Linked DNA regions of Homo sapiens: region 2 is linked to region 1. A link is an interaction called in ENCODE POLR2A ChIA-PET data of the cell type or tissue named here. Cell type or tissue: MCF 10A. All regions are shown on one strand. Links, peaks and the distances in the headings refer to the core of each region. The heading gives the core; the rest is flanking DNA.

Region 1 (5,375 bases), core at 49-5,048:
GGAAGGTGGACTTGGATAGGAAATCTACCTCATGTATTCCTGAGCTGTGTCTGCACCGTTCATTCATTCGTAGGCGACTCATGTATTCAAGCACTCATTTATTTATTAGATGCTTGCTGTGTGCTTAGCACTGTGCCAAGCCCTGTCCTTAGCTACCAAGAGTTTAAAACGTAATTTGGAAGACAGGATATAAGATTATGTCTCCCCTTTGTATTGCGACTCACTCATCAAGTTCTCCCAGCATCTAGCATTCATATCTGGCACTCAGTAGGTGCTCAACAAATATTTGTTGCATAAATGAATGAAAAGATTATTAGTAATAATACCTTTTATTTACTGAGCTCTTCCCAACTTTCCATGTATTGTCGCAATCCTCAAGGTAAGTCCTGATATTATCCTATTTTATTGATAAGAAAAGTAAGGCACAGAGAAGTTAAGTAAACTGCCTAAGGTCACACAGACAGTCTGAAGTCTTAACCACTACTCCAGGTGCATCTCAGCAGTGTGAGGCAGGCCATGCTTAGGGCCAATGCTTAGCACACACAGAGATTGCCTCAGGCTTTCAGAGGACAAAGCAGTCAGGAGGGGCTGGGGCAATAAAGGAAGGCTTCATGGAGACAGAACAAAATAACCAGTGCAGGTAGAAGAAGAGAACCATCTTTCCTGATAGAGAGAGGGGGCAGCAAGCAAGAGGGAGTCCCAGGGTGGATCATCCATACTGGCTTCCAGGGGTGACGGGAAAGGATGCCAGCAAGGACTTCAGCAAGGATCAATCAGCAAATCCGAGGGTGTCTCTCTTGCCAAGCCCCGGGCTGTGTGCATAGGAGAAGGAGAACATGAATGAGAACCTACCTTTGAGGATCTACAGCCAATTGTTGGACAGAGGCAAAATATGTATATAATTTTACTCCAGGAAAGCAAGTGTTGAGAGCCAGAAGTGGTATGAGAATCATAGTCAGGAAGACAGAAACTGTTTCCAAATGGGAAGCACAGAGCAGTCTCCTTGGAAGAGAGTGCATTAGAACTGAGCCGTGGGGGCGGGCAGGATATCACTGTGGAGTAGGGGAAGGGCACTCCTGGGGTGGCAAGGTGGGAGGTGGGCCCTGTGTTCCCACAGTGGGCAGGGAGGTAGTGAAAGGGAAGCTGGCCGGACAGGCAGGGCCATTCCAAGAGGGCTTTGTGCGCAGGGCTAAGCCAAGCTTTCTCCATAGGCAATGGGGAGCAACTGGAGGTTCGTAGCAGGAGAAGGACACATCTTGCCCACCAGGAGGCTAAGTAAAAACAGTTGTCTCCCAAGTTATAAGTTCCTGGAACCCTTGCTGGGAGCAGGATTTAGAAAAATGATGCTGAGAGATGCTAGAAACATATTCGCCCTGAGGCTCTCTCACTCAGACTGCAAGAGGAAGGTATCATCAGAATTGCCCTTAACCAGGAACCAGAATAGCTGGGTCCCCTTCCTGCCAAGTCAGCAACCAGCTATGTGACCTTGCTCAGGTCCATCTCCGGGTGTCAGTTTCTTCATCTACAATGCAAGAGGGTTGCCCACCTCTGAGAACCCTTCTAACCCCAAATCTCACCCTATGAATCTAAGAACACCAACCCCTCGCCATCCTAAGTATCACAGAGCCAGGCAAGCATGGGTGAGAGCTCAGACCATCCTTGTTGGACTAAAAGGAAGGGGCAGACTGCCCATGGGGGGCAGCCGAGAGGGTCAGGCCCCCATAGGTCCTCAGCCTGCTTCAACCTCAAAGGGGATGGGGGGCTGAGTGGTGCCAGAGGAGCAGCAGGCTCGCTCGGGGAGAGTAGGGCCTTAGGATAGAAGGGAAATGAACTAAACAACCAGCTTCCTCCCAAACCAGTTTCAGGCCAGGGCTGGGAATTTCACAAAAAAGCAGAAGGCGCTCTGTGAACATTTCCTGCCCCGCCCCAGCCCCCTTCCTGGCAGCATTACCACACTGCTCACCTGTGAAGCAATCTTCCGGAGACAGGGCCAAAGGGCCAAGTGCCCCAGTCAGGAGCTGCCTATAAATGCCGAGCCTGCACAGCTCTGGCAAACACTCTGTGTGGCTCCTCGGCTTTGGTAAGTGAGCTGCCAGCTTCCCCAGGCAGAAGCCTGCCTGCCGATTCCTTCTTTCCTTCCCTGACCCAACTTCCTTCCAAATCCTCCTCCTAGAAGCCCTCCTTGGTTGGCCCTGCCTACTTTAAAGCTTCTTTCACATTTTCTTAGGTCATGTTCCCCTGGGGCCTCCTGCCCTCAAATGCTTTGCTTTTTGGCACTCTGTAGATATTCTAAAAAATCATTTTGTACATGTGTGTGACAGGCCATCTCCCAGTTAAGTTGCAGCCTGTGCTTTCTTTTTATTTTGCACTTCCCCCACTATTTCTGTGAGTGCTTAGTAGGAAGTGTCAAAGAAGCTTGACAGCATTTTCTTCTAAGTGTCCCAACTCTTGGTTTTCCATTACACAGACAGAGTGCAAGACGATGACTTGCAAAATGTCGCAGCTGGAACGCAACATAGAGACCATCATCAACACCTTCCACCAATACTCTGTGAAGCTGGGGCACCCAGACACCCTGAACCAGGGGGAATTCAAAGAGCTGGTGCGAAAAGATCTGCAAAATTTTCTCAAGGTAGGGCTGGACTCTGGCAGGTCTGACCCAGCCTCACCGCAGTTTGGGTTGACAAGGGAGGATGGGAGTATGGGCTACAGCAATCAAGGGGAAGATTTGAGCTCCTGGAGCCCAGCCCCAAGACGCAGCGAGTGTCCTGTTATACAGGGCAGGTGCTCACAGTTACACAGGACGACAGGGTCAAGAAATTGCTCAATTGAACACCTGCTATTTGTCGGGCCCTGTTCTGGGCAGAGGGATGTAGTGGTAAATGGGGAGCCCACTATTCCAGTGGAGGGAGACACACAGTAAAGTTGTTGGCCAATAAAGAGCACAGATAAAGCCAAATGCCAATAAGTGCCTGGAAGAAAATGAGATAGAGTGCGCTGTGGGCAATGGGGCTGGGTGGGGTGGAGGTGACCAGTTAGGGTACATGAGAAGGGCCTCTTTGAGGAGGTAACATTTGAGCTGAGCCCCGAATGTTGGGGAGGGAAGCCCCTGAGGATGACACTTGGCACAAAGCTGAGGAGACCCTAAGCCTCAGGCGGGAACTTGGGGTGGAAGACTTGGGGGCTTTTCTAATCCTAAGGGTCTGCGGTGGAAAATGAATGCATAAAGAGCACATGGAGAGCACCTGCACAGCACTCAGGGAACTGGGAGGTTTTTCCCCCGCTCCAAAAATGATTAGGCAGTTCTAAGAAAAAGGCTGAGCACTTCCAACAGCCTTTTTGTTTTCTTTTCAAATTTGGGGAAAGTCGGGAAACAGAGGCCTGCATTAAGAAGGGTGGAACACATGGGTCTCAGTCTCAGTTCCAGTCCCGGAGCCAGACATCCTGGGGTAGGTCCCCAGCCCTCCCAGTGCCCCTCCCTCCGCCTTGGTAAGGTGGAGAATTGCAGCCTTCAGAGTTAGGGGCCCTGACAGCTCTCCATAGGTGGAGGCCTCAGGCAGGCAGGATGCTGGGTGGGGTAGGCAAGAAAGGGCCCAGCAGAGAGGCCGCATGGCAAAACTATCCTCCATGTGACCCCCTATGCCCGCTTCACCCCCCACCTGACATCCCCCACCAGAAGCAAAGCGATGCTGTGGGAAAGGAAGCAGAGCCTCATGGATGGGCTGCACAGGAGAGTGCTCGCATTGGCTGGGTACCCCACAGGTTCTGGGAGGGGACTTAGCGAGGTGACTCAGCCAGAGGGTGGCAGAGCTGGAACCAACCAGTGCTCTCTTGGACCCCGCCTGGGTCTGGGTCTTCCACCTCCCCTGATGTCTCTCCTTTTTTTTTTTTTTTTTTTTTTTTTGAGACAGAGTTTCGCTCTTATTGCCCAGGCTGGAGTGCAACGGCACAATCTCGGCTCACCACAACCTCCACCTCCTGGGTTCAAGCGATTCTCCTGCTTCAGCCTCCAGAATAGCTGGGATTACAGGCATGCACCACCATGCCTGGCTAATTTTGTTATTTTTTGTAGAGACAAGGTTTCTCCATGTTGGTCAGGCTGGTCTCGAACTCTTGACCTTAGGTGATCTGCCTGCCTCGGCCTCCCAAAGTGCTGGGATTACAAGCATGAGCCACCCTGTCCGACCATCTCCCCTTTTATACTTTATCACACCCTTGAGGTCAGCGGAGCACATACTCTGCTCTCTGACCCTCCATCTCCCCTGCCCACACCTAGTTTTTCTAGGTGTTTCCCCGTTGTATTGGTTGAAATAAGTTTCACTAATTGGTAACCTCCAGAGGGAAGGGAAGGGAGGGCAGGGGAAGGAGTGAAGTGCAGAGGGGTAGCAGAGTGGAACTGGCCTCTAAGTCAGATCTGAATTTGCATGCCCTCAATAGTCAAGCTGTGAAAACTAATGACCCTCTCTAGGACTGGTTTCAAGTCTTCCTCCAGGAAGATACCATTCCTAGCTGTTAAAGTTGTTATAAGGACCAAATGAGGTGACATTTCCAGGCTTACTCATGCCATGACCAGGGCAAGACCCTGGAACTCAGCTTCCTCTTCTATAAATAGAGAATCAGCACCCAAGTCACAGGGTCATGGAGGGAATAAACTGGAGAGCGTTTGGTATGTGCTCAGTGTCTGCTCCATTGTGCGCACTCAGCCTATGGTCATTTTTAATTTTTAAATCCAGCCCCAGGGTGAGGCTTCCCTTGTACATTTGCCAGCTGGTCATTTACTGTGCTCCCAGTCCCCACCTCTGGCCACACCCAGCTCTCACAGCCTTCTCTCCCCACCCGCAGAAGGAGAATAAGAATGAAAAGGTCATAGAACACATCATGGAGGACCTGGACACAAATGCAGACAAGCAGCTGAGCTTCGAGGAGTTCATCATGCTGATGGCGAGGCTAACCTGGGCCTCCCACGAGAAGATGCACGAGGGTGACGAGGGCCCTGGCCACCACCATAAGCCAGGCCTCGGGGAGGGCACCCCCTAAGACCACAGTGGCCAAGATCACAGTGGCCACGGCCACGGCCACAGTCATGGTGGCCACGGCCACAGCCACTAATCAGGAGGCCAGGCCACCCTGCCTCTACCCAACCAGGGCCCCGGGGCCTGTTATGTCAAACTGTCTTGGCTGTGGGGCTAGGGGCTGGGGCCAAATAAAGTCTCTTCCTCCAAGTCAGTGCTCTGTGTGCTTCTTCCACCTCTTCTCCAACCCTGCCTTCCCAGGGCTCTGGGCATTAGACAGCCCTGTCCTTATCTGTGACTCAGCCCCCTCATTCAGTATTAACAAAATGAGAAGCAGCAAAACATGGGTCTGTGCTGGGCCCC
Region 2 (5,375 bases), core at 224-5,223, 64 kb after region 1:
CCTCCAGCAACGTTCCCCCTATGGCCTCCAGCAGAGCTGATCTGCCTCTCACACAGGTCCTGGTGTCTGCCTCTGCACCGTTCCCTAAATGCAGCCACCTTGGCAGGTTCCAGGTGGAAGTTGGTAGAAGGCCCCTGCCAGGTCACAGCAATGCTCTCCTTGTCAAGGCATGGACCAGGGTCATTCAGACACATTCAGATACTGCACTGAGAAGGAGCTGGCATCTCTCAGTGTGCTCCTGCCCTCCCACTCCTGCCCCAGCTGTTCTCCAGGGCTTGGGGAAACAGAAACCACTCACATAGGGATTCCTGGATGGCTTCAGGTTCAGCGCCCTTGGGGCTATGAATGGGAGGCTCAGCAGTGCCCTGAGGATGGGCTTCCTTGTCCTGTGGCCTCTGCTCCAGGGGCAGTGTCCTTTCCCTGTGCTGTGTGCTTGTGTGCATGTGCCTATGTGGGTGACCCTGTGGAAGTGAGAAGGAGTCACTGTGATGCTTAGCTGTCCTAAATGATGGTTTGCTCAATGCCAGGACTGGGTTTCTGGTGATGAATGAATATTCCAGATTTTGAGGAGCTCTAAGTGGTCCAGGAGTCCAAGTAAGCAGTCTGGCTGGAATAAGGCAGCATCACGGAAATTCTGTAAGGACTGACACAGAGAGCTCATGCTGACTGTGATGAGAAATTGCAGCACCTCTATCTCGCAGGTAATGGAGTAGTTTGTTATTGGTAGTCTACTCCAGGCCAGGCAGTGTGTTATGGGCTGAGGATGCAGAAACAGGCAGGACACAGTGCTGTCCTAGCAGTGCACTGGCGGGTCTCTCCATGCAGGCCACAACACAGGGTCAGTGTTCACCTGGTGTCACTTCCAGGCAATGTTCTGTGCAGCCGCTCTTAGTATTCTTCCTTGAGGCTCACATCATGTGTCCCTATCACTCTTACTACTCTGGTCAGTCTCCAGCTAACCTCTCAATCAGGCAAACATTCTTCTTGGAGGAATCAGGCAAACATCTCAAAAATTCTCTTTCCATCCTACCAGCAGCAGTGTGTAAGATGGGCTATTTGTTCTTTGGAATGACTGCTCCACTCCACACTCACACCTCTATTCACAGACCAGCATCTCCTCTCCTTATCAGGAACATTCCTTCCTGAACATATTCTGCACCTCGTCAGCCTTCAGGACTGATCTGCCATTTTCACCTCTAAATCCCCATGTCTGACCATTAGTTTTCTTCTCTTTCCTTCTCTCCCTTTCTCATTCTCATTCCACCTGTTCTTGGAACTCACGGAGACCTACAGTCCCTGGGCTTTCATTTTCTCCTCCCAGCCCCCTGCTGCCTTCTCTATGCAGCCTGCCCTCCATCATCCACCCCAGAATTGCTCTCTTTCCTCTCTTAGCTCTGTTGCCCACTTTCCTTGGGCCATACCTTCCCTGCAGATCTCCAGCCCAGAACCATCTTCCCCTGTTGTCCTCCTCTCTCCTCCACCGGGACTGCTGGTCACTGCTTAGAACCGTCATGCCAGGGTCCCAAAAGTGTGGGTGCCTGACTTCCTCTCTGTGCAGCACTCTCTGAATCCCTCCTATTCACCTTGCTGCTGTTATTCCCCGAATGCGCAACATACCCCCCATCAATATATCTCAGTATTTCATGTCTCAATACCAATCTTTTAAACTACTGCCTCTACCAGAAATGTCTTTTAATACTTCTTCTGTCTCATTAACATTACATTTCAAGGCTGAGCTTTAATGTCAGTGTCTCTTAGACATTCAGAGGGTGAACCACCATCCCTTCACCCCAAAGAAATGATCTCTGCTTCATTTGTGCCTCCCTCACCATGACCCCACTCTTACCATAGTGGCTACATTACTTCAGATTCCCCTAATGTCTTTCCAGCCAGACTTGGAATCATGGAGGGAAAACATTGTTACCTCGGATCTCCTGGTTACCCAGCACATAGTAGTACTGGATTCCAGCTCATAATAAGTACTCTATATCATTTTTCAATATAAAATGTATTTGTGCAAATTCTAGTCAATACTACTTTATGTAAACAGCAGTGTAAAATCCAAAAACTTCCAGTCCTGGAGGCAGGTTGTGCAGCTTAGGGGAGGACCCCAGAATCTGGACCCCAGAGTCTGGAAGCAGGCCAGAAAGGATAAGGCAAATGACTGAACAGTTCCCTCAGGACTCACGTACTGATCTCCCAAAAGAAGAGAGGGTCTCCCTGGGGTGGGGTTGCTGGACCTTCAATCCATCGCTACAGTCCAGAAGGCAATTGGCCACTCCTAATGTGGGCCTGCCCTCCCTTTATTTTTCCAGTTCTTATTTCACCTGATAATATTCCGTCCAATTGGCAATGGCACATAAAAATTAGGATGGAGTGTGTGGACAAATACTTCTTCATCTTCTTGTCTAGGTTTTAGAAATCACCTTCTCAAGGGAGCCTTGTCTAATGTTCCTGAGACTATTTCACACTCTCCATGCTTATGTCAATGCAGGACTCATCACATCTATTCGGATATTCTGTTTACACACCCATGTCATCCCAGAGAGGTGATCACAGGGCAGGGACACATGTGTGGCATACAGTTCCTAGTTAAGATCCCAAATCCTGAGATATTGCTGATTTGCTATGGCAGGTCGTCAAGAGAACTGTGTCATTCCAAACTCACCAAGGTGGCTTATAGAACAGAAGCAGATGGATATGAAGAGGAGAGGGGACCAGACCATCTCCGCAACCACAGCCCAGAGCTCCAGTCACCAGATAGAAAATTGATTTGATTTCATCCAATATTCCTTCGAAAGAGTGTCAAGGAATAGGGTGGGGCAATGTGTCATTCTGCATTGGAAGGAGGACATTTTAGAGCAAGGCCTAAGGGCACAGGTATTAGTGTCATATTGATCAGAATTCAACCTTTGTTCTAACACATACTAGAGCAAGAATTTACTTGATTTGGAATAATTAATAGCTACTGGACATTATATTGGTACTAAAGAGAAAGAATACTTGACAGCTCTATGCCCACACTCACATTACAGCTGATGTGAAAGAGATTCTGGAAATCCAAATGTTCCCCAGAAATTCTGATATCAAAACATTCCAATAACTTTTTTTTTTCAGGCGCAGTCTCACTCTGTCGCCCGGGCTGGAGTGCTGTGAGCTGTCCGTGGTGCTGAATTCACTGTGACGTCACTCCTGTCTCTCTTTGCTTTCTTCTGACTGACATTTATTCAGCCTTCTCTACAGGAATCTCTTATGTTCCCCCACATGCAGGTGGTTTTTCAGTAGGCTCCTGAAGAGTGATCTCAACTTTCCAGGAAGAAAAGAGGGCAAAGGGAACAATGTGAAAAGAAGCAGAAAATCATAAAAGACCATGTGTTTGATAAACAACCAGATTGTTTCTGGTTCCCTGCCACTATAAAAACACCATGAGAGCATACTCATACATGTTCCCTTATAAATCTGCGAGGTAGTTTCTTTGGTATTCTTGCCCAGGAAATGGGTTGATTCATCACAGATTTTATATATATACTTTTTTTTAACTAAGTGTGAGATAATATCTTATTGTTTTTGTAACTTGCATTTTACAAGAGTTCTGACCAGCACCAGATAAGCTTCAGTGCTCTCCTTTCTTTGGCCTTAATATTATTGGATTAAAGAATTACTGCCTCTCACTAGGAGCATCATTTATTTACCATTATTTTCAATTTCATATTAAAACTCAATTTCTAGTAGAGTCTTTGGTTTCCTTGGTTTATTTTTCTATTTAAATATTTTTTATCTTTTATTATTCTTTACCATGTTTTGAAGTAAATTAAAGCAGTTAATATGAGCCAATCAACTTCTTTGGGAATTACATAGAAGAGCATGAGAGCCTTTATTTCAGGCAATGCAACAACGTAACTTTAAAGAAATTTAAAGTGGAACTCCAACTCATATCCACATTGCTCTATGCACAGTTAGCATTATTACATCCGAGCTACATTTACTTCATAATCTGCTGCCACAGTATTTGTCTACCCACTTCTCCACGAATACCTTCCCTAACCTCATATTGCCTCCCACTCCTTAACACCACAAACAATACTATGGGGAACATCATTATATATATTTCCTTATGTATCTGTGTGAATATTTTTTGGAATATATATATATATATTCCAAAAAGTAGACTACCTGGGACACAGACTCTATGTGCTCTTGGCTTGACTATTGTTTTCTTACCAACAGTACCAAGAGTTCCTATAGCTCAGCATTACTGCCAATATGTCTGCTTCTGGTTATGGAATACTTTCATAGCAGACTAATTATCCTAACAAAACATAGAAAACGTGGATGAAAATCAGAAAATTTTCTGCTTCAAAGCATCAAAAAGCTACCAAGTAACCAGGACTTGAAGGCTCTGGTTATCCAAGAGAAAGAAGACTCGATCAATGCACTCAAAATTAAAGCTGCTTCTCTTCCTGAGGAATTTATCATTTCTCAAGTAGTTTGTACAAAGAAGTTAAAAACCAAACAGAAAGTAACTTCTAAGAGACAAAGAAGATTATTTGCGACTTTAATAGTCATTCAGGGCTGGTGAGATTAAAATCAGTGTTGAGGACTTCCAACACAGCCAGAACTTGAAAAGCCAAGAATTTAGATAAAAGAGAAGCAACAAATGGTGAGTTGATTACTCTAATTTTCTCCCTTTGAGGCATGCGTCTTTTCACAAGTTGCACAGGACAAGAGGTACAGACCATCAGAAAATCTTTGTTAAAAACCTAAATAGCTAGTAAGAGCCTTTAGGAGATAAACATCAAAGCTCAGAGGATTTCCAAGGTAGAGGTACCCTTCTAAACATTCCAGGATTTCAGTTAGAACACCTAAAGTGCTACTCCTAGGAATAAGTATATGGATCAGAAATATAAATCCTAAAATTTAGTTTTGAATCAACTTTATCCTAGATTGGATTTAAATGATCTGCTACTTGAATTCCTTTCCAGAAGCTAAAGAAAATTCTCTAGAGGGAGAGAAAATCATCCATATCCTGAAATAAAAAAAATTCATTTTTAATGTTCAGCATTCAAAAAAGCCAAGTACACCAACAGAGAAGATAAAAATAGGAAATGGAAATAAGAGAAGACAATAGAAGATGTAAACAAACCGAGAGATGATAAGCCAGGCACAGAAAGATAAATATCACATGTTTTCACTCATCTGTGGGAGCTAAAAAAAAAAAAAGTTGGTCTCATGGAGGTAGGGAGAATGATGGTTACTAGAGGCTGGGAAAGGTGAGTGGGTGGGGTGAAGGGAGATTGGCTAAACAAATAGAAACATCTAGCTATATAGAAGGAATAAGATCTAATGTTTTATGGCAGAATAGGGCAACTATAGTT

Evidence for each region. Peaks named below come from ENCODE experiments on the same cell type or tissue, not always from the same donor. Only the 100,000 strongest peaks of a DNase experiment are listed, where the experiment ranks them.
Region 2: POLR2A ChIA-PET joins it to region 1 with 5 read pairs; 2 of 35 experiments call an interaction of 5 or more read pairs at or near these places.

What each region holds. Positions count from the first base shown.
Region 1 is chr1:153,355,802-153,361,176 of GRCh38, forward strand. It overlaps S100A9 (S100 calcium binding protein A9), which reads left to right and starts at 2,053. Exons shown (of 3, transcript NM_002965.4): 1 at 2,053-2,080; 2 at 2,468-2,632; 3 at 4,843-5,222. The coding sequence starts at 2,483. The coding sequence ends at 5,037. In MCF 10A, for the core only: no CTCF peak of the experiment used is centred there; DNase peaks (open chromatin) are centred at 1,430 and 1,970.
Region 2 is chr1:153,419,490-153,424,864 of GRCh38, forward strand. It overlaps S100A7A (S100 calcium binding protein A7A), which reads left to right. Exons shown (of 3, transcript NM_176823.4): 3 at 1-3,733. It also overlaps a transcript of S100A8 not described here. Among named protein-coding and RNA genes, the nearest start is that of S100A7A, 5.7 kb to the left of the region's middle. In MCF 10A, for the core only: no CTCF peak of the experiment used is centred there; a DNase peak (open chromatin) is centred at 3,162.